2 separate regions of the Homo sapiens genome follow, and region 2 is linked to region 1. Evidence: chromatin contacts called from ENCODE Hi-C or POLR2A ChIA-PET data. All regions are on one chromosome and are shown on one strand. The core of a region is the stretch at or near the end of the contact, and the rest is flanking DNA. Distances in the headings are between cores, read along the strand shown.

The links. A loop is a pair of places that touch in the nucleus more often than their neighbours do. ChIA-PET counts read pairs that join two places held with the same protein, here RNA polymerase II (POLR2A). Pooled maps may share reads with other maps.
Region 2: a loop to region 1 is called in a pooled map, with 2.4 times the contacts of the local background. The contact joins the promoter of DEPDC1B here to the enhancer-like site in region 1. A Hi-C loop is called at or near these places in 4 of 50 pooled maps. POLR2A ChIA-PET finds 5 or more read pairs at or near these places in 8 of 52 experiments (A673, Caco-2, OCI-LY7 and 4 more).

The regions. Positions count from the first base shown.
Region 1 is chr5:60,651,054-60,653,753 of GRCh38, reverse strand. The region is part of intron 2 of DEPDC1B (DEP domain containing 1B); the gene reads left to right. Among named protein-coding and RNA genes, the nearest start is that of DEPDC1B, 48 kb to the left of the region's middle. RefSeq lists a silencer at 1,358-1,652. Within about 2 kb of position 1,398, at least 2 of the 41 ENCODE cell types and tissues checked have a DNase peak (open chromatin) inside an H3K27ac peak, as active enhancers do; they include PC-3, where a contact is called at or near this core.
Region 2 is chr5:60,698,904-60,701,735 of GRCh38, reverse strand. DEPDC1B (DEP domain containing 1B) reads left to right here and starts at 1,570. Exons shown (of 11, transcript NM_018369.3): 1 at 1,570-1,690. The coding sequence starts at 1,643. LOC124900982 (a long non-coding RNA gene) reads right to left here and starts at 1,496. Exons shown (of 2, transcript XR_007058779.1): 1 at 1,395-1,496; 2 at 1-82.

The DNA of each region.
Region 1 (2,700 bases), core at 149-2,648:
GACTTAAATATAAGACCTGAAATCATAAAAATCGCAGAACATCAGAAAAACCCTTCTAGATATTGGCTTAGACAAAGACTTCATGACCAAGAACCCAAAAGTAAATGCAACAAAACAAAGACAAATAAATAAATAGATGGGACTTAATTAAACTAAAAAGCTTCTGCATAGCAAAAGAAATAATCAGCAGAGTAAACAAATAACCCACAGAGTAGGAGAAAAATGTTCACAAAGTACGCACCTGACAAAGGACTAATATCCACAATGTACGAGGAACTCAATCAAACCAGCAAGATAACAACAAACAATCCTTTCAAAAAGTGGGCTAAGGACATGAGTAGACAATTCTCAAAAAAAGATATGCGAATGGCCCACAAACACATGAAAAAATGGTCAACATTACTAACGATGAGGGAAATGCAAATCAAAACCGCAATGTGATACCACTGTACTCCTGCAAGAATGACCATTAAAAATAAAAAGATGTTGAAATGGATGTGGCAAAAAAGGAACACGTTTAGACTGCTGGTGGGAATGTAAACTAGTACAACTATGGAAAACAGTGTGGATGGAGATTCCTTAAAGAACTTAAAGTAAATCTGCCATTTGATCCAGCAATCCCACAACTGGGTATCGACCCAGAGGAAAGGAAGTCATTATACGAAAAAGACACTTGCACACACATGTTTATAGCAGCACAATTTGCAGTTGCAAAAATATGGAACCAGCCCAAATGCCCATTAATCAATGAGTGGATAAAGAAAATATGGTGTGTATAAATATACACCATAGAATACTACTCCACCATAAAAAGGAACAAAATAATGACATTTGCAGCAATCTGGATGAAATTGGAGACCATTATTCTAAGTGAAGTAACTCAGGAATAAAAAACCAAACATTGCGTGTCCTCACTTATAAGTGGGAGCTAAGCTATGAGGATGCAAAGGCATAAGAATGATATGATAGACTTTAGGGACTTGGGGAATGGGTGGGAGGGTGATGAGGGATAAAAGACTATACATTGGTTACAGTATACACTGCTCGGGTGATGGGTGCACCAAAATCTCAGAAATCATCACTGAAGAACTTATTCATGTAACCAAACACCACCTGTCCCTCAAGACTTATTGAAATAATAAATAAATAAAAAGGATTCTACAAAAAAGAAACCTTATAAACTGAGTTCCTAGCCATGATGGGATAGGGGGTTGGACAAGCCTCAGTATGTCCCTTCCTTAGTAACCTTTAACCAGATTTCTTTCCTAAGAAATAAACAGAAACCAGCTCTGGAGAACAAGAAACAGATGACTCATTGCTTTATCATCTTAAGCCAATCATCTGAGGCTGTGACTGGACTCTTCCTACTTTTTTTGCAATTTCACAATACATCCCTTGCTAAAAACTGACCACCATCTCCAGACCGGTTTTGGCTGACTGGTGGAGGATACACGGTGATGGTTTTGTGTCCTCTGCTTCATCTTTTGACATCAGTGGGCTGAAAACTCCATTTTCAGATCATGCTAATGCCACCATTTTTTGAACATGCAACCCATGAAAGGTGCATGAAGCGCAATTGCACATGTGCATATTTCTTCTTTCATAAATATTCATGACTCTTCCTTTAGCTTATTAAATATGCATATTTGGCTACCTCACTCAGCATAAATTCCTGTTCCCTTTACCCCTCCCTCAAAGTGCTTGCTCTCAGCTGCTGTTGGAGGCTTTGTTTCCCATCCTGTGGGATGGCCAGCATACAGGCTGAAACCCTTTATGAGAAATAAAGCTCTTCTTTTCAAATTTATCCACCTCATCATTCTTAAATTGGCACAATCCACACCTGGTTATTGCAGCTGTTATAAAAGAAACCAGTTGTCATTTTCATCATTCATCCTGGGAAATTTGTTCACCAGATCCACCTTTTCTAGTTTCCCTATTACCACAGGTGACAGTTGTACTGAAATTTATGCCACTGTGCAACACAGATTTTTTTCTCCACCTTCCATACTGTTTCACAACAACTTCCTTACTGTTCTTTCAACCTCTATTAAGAAGTCCATCTGAGGCCCTTCATGCATCCATTTCACTGCCCGATCCTGTTGCAGATACCACACATTTCTTTTCTAGTTATCTGTTGTGTAATAAAACTATGTCAAACTTACTGGATTAAAATAACCATTGTAGTTTTTTTTAGTTTTTTTTTTGTTTTTTTTGTTTTTTTTTTAGGTGGAGTCTCTCTCTGTTGCCCAGTCTGAAGTGGTGCAGTGGTGCAATTTCAGCTCACTGCAACCTCCGCCTCCTGGGTTCAGGCAATTCTCCTGTCTTTGCCTTCCGAGTAGCTGGAATTACAGGCACACGCCACCATGCACGGCTAATTTTTGTATTTTTAGTAGAGACGAGATTTCACGATGTTGGCCAGGCTGGTCTCGAATTCCTGACCTCAGACAATCCACCCACCCTGGTCTCCCAAAGTGCTGGGATTACAGGTGTGAGCCACTGTGCCGGCCCATTGTAGTTTTTACATAATTGTGTGGATCAGGAATTTTGGAAGGTTGCTTAGGTGGGCATCAGCTGCGGCTGCTGAGGCTAGAGAATCCACCTCCAGGAATATTTGTTTATTTGCAGATCTGGAATTTTGGTGCTCCTTTACCTCAGTTTATTTCCTTGCAGTATCTCATCTTCTAGGGCCTCTTCCTGTTG
Region 2 (2,832 bases), core at 321-2,820, 48 kb before region 1:
TGAACTGTTGATCAGCAGCTTCCCGATAAGATCTTAGGAGTTGGGCAAGTGGGCTCAAGTATGCGCCTGTGGACAGCTCACTCTAAGGGAAGAATCAGGAGAGAAGTAATGCAAAGCCCCAAAAGCAAGACCCCAGAAGTATGCCAACGTATAAAACCCCAGGTCAAAAGGTCAAACTACGCACTAGATCTCTCAAGTCACTGGCTTGGCCCTCTTCCAAGTGTACTTCCTTTCATTCAAAGCTTTTTAATAAACTTCACTTCTGTTCTAATACTTGCCTTGGTCTCTCCTTTTGCCTTATGCCCCTCAGTCGAACTCTTTCTTCTGAGGAGTCAAGAATTGAGGTTGCTGCAGATCTGTAGGAATTCACTGCCTGTAACATACTTTGGGGCCGTGTCTCGGATATGGGCAGCTGCTAACATATTTTGGTGCCCTGTGACTCGAGTTAACTTCCACAGCTCACAAAGGCAGTAACATTTTCTAGGGAGTCACTAGAAGATATATGTAAAAAATCTCCTATATCTCCTAGTGGAAGATAGGGTTACTTCGTTAAGAATGTTTATTCAGGTCCACTGCAGCCTTCAATTCCAAGCCTTTGGTGATAAAGGCTATTTTCTCACCGTGGTAGGGAGAGGATGCCCATCCCAGAGAAATCTTTGTGGCCTGCTGCATCGAAGAGGCAGGTCAGCTTGCCCTTTCTGAAACTACCATTTCTCCAATGTTTTCCGCTCGAAATAATCAATATACCAATTAGGCATATTTTGGAATGGCACACCTTCACTCCTTCAACGTCTTGTCCTGGGTACTTACCGAGATGACCAAATTTGAGTAGGTGTACAGAGTCCTAAGTATATGGAGTTACTTCATTTGTCCCTCTGAAAGATTGCAAATCGGACTAGCAATTCCCAGGGGGAAAATTCTAAGCAGTCAAAAAAGGACTCACAACCCTATTGCCGAGGACTAAAAGTATCAGCCCAATACAAAACATAGAACTCAAATTAAAGGGGAAAAGACTATCATGAGAACAAACAGAAGAGGAATCGGGGCTCCCTTCCCGCTCTTTATTGCCCTTAACACACTGTCTACGCTCCTTGTGCTCTCTATCCCGTTTTTAAATGTCCCTACACTGGTAAAAGCTGTCGCCTCGCTTCATTTCACTACCGCTTCTCCCAGCGTTAGCAGCACCTCCAGGCTCACAGTGCACTTGGTAGGGAGGACAGGTATTTATCCACGCGGCCCAAAGCTGGGTTTCGGTCGCTGGATAACACCTATTATTGACCCTTTTGTAGAGATAGCGTTGCGTGTGTTTGTGTTGCGCGGACGCAGAAATCTGGGAAGGGCGCTGCACAGCGTTTTCCAGCGCTGGGGAGACGCCCCCGGCCCCTTAGTCGCACCTGCCTAGGTGTGCTCGCACGGTGGGACCAGGGTGGGCAACAGATTTCGCCCCGGGCAAGTTCGCACGCGGAGCTCCCAGCGCCGCGGGTCTCGGAGAAGACGCCTGCCTCCCCGCGCATTTCCGGTGACGTGCTGCCGCGCCGCCCAATCAGCGCCCGCAGCCCGCGGGCTTGGGATTCAAACTGCTGCTCCTCCGGCTGGCGGGGATCAGCGCTGGCGCGGCTGCGGCCGCTGCTGCCTACGCGCCATGGAGCATCGCATCGTGGGGCCCGGGCCGTACCGAGCTACCAGGCTGGTGAGTGAGTGTGCTGGGGCCTGGGCGGAGCACCCGGTGCCGCGAGCCCCCACTCAGCGCGCGGACAGAGTGCTTGTCAGTCTTCGCTTCCGCAGGCCAGCGGGGCTCGGGTGTGGAGCATTTCAGCTGGGACTACTGGGGCTGCCTTTTAGTGGACGAGCCTCAAAGAAAGGCTAACGGGGCCCAGAGCTCAGCCGGCCGGGGGTTAGTGCAGCTTTGTCCATGAGATGTTGACTGGGTTCTCGGCAGTAGATGGCGCCTCTCTGTTTAAAGACCCCAAGACCAGGCTGTTCCCTGCCTTTTGTCCTCTGGAATCTAACCGACCCGGTCGGTAACCTGAGGGGCCACCACGTACCCCGTAACGCTCAGCGTTCGCGGCAGTCCAGGCAGGGCGTGTCTCCTTCCTGAGTGACACCTGATGATACCTGACGGGGTATTCGAATAAACGGTGCCCAGAACAGAGGGGCATCGCGCTGGCCGCATTTCCGGCCCCTGGCGTTTCTGTTTCTGTCAGCACCGATCCAGATGAAGAGCTGGCCAGGACAGATGTTTTAGGAGAGTCTTTGCCGACTCTGAGTTCCTGTTTTTTTTTTTTTTTTTTTCTGGGAGAAAAGCTTTGGTATTGAGGTGTACTTGGTCTGCTTTGACTTGGAACAATAAAGGGTGACAGTTTGGTAATGTCTGTGGCAAGTTTTTAGAGGACTTTCTGTGGAAGTGTAATGGTAATTTGGGAGGACAGTAACTTGCTCCTTGGTCTGCCGACCTCTCTGGCCACATTTAACATGGGAATTACTCTCATAGTTCCATGCATTATAATGAATACACAGGAAAAGATGGGAACTAACATCCAAACTCTTACTCAGCTAGACTCATGGAAGAGGTGAGGATGCTGGGATACAGATAATGTAAATAGAGTTTCCTTTTCTTTCCAAAGCCAGCCACACACTATACCAGTAAGTCAAGCCAGAGCTGAGAAGGCCAGCTTCTGGAAGAGAAATCATAGTTGGGGCTGATGGGTCTTTACTTTTTAAATTTGGCTCATAGATCGCTTTGAGAATCTGATGAAGATTAAGGATCTTCTTCACAGAAAACTGCACATGGCACATACTCATGAAATTTTACATGATTTAAGGGGATGGATC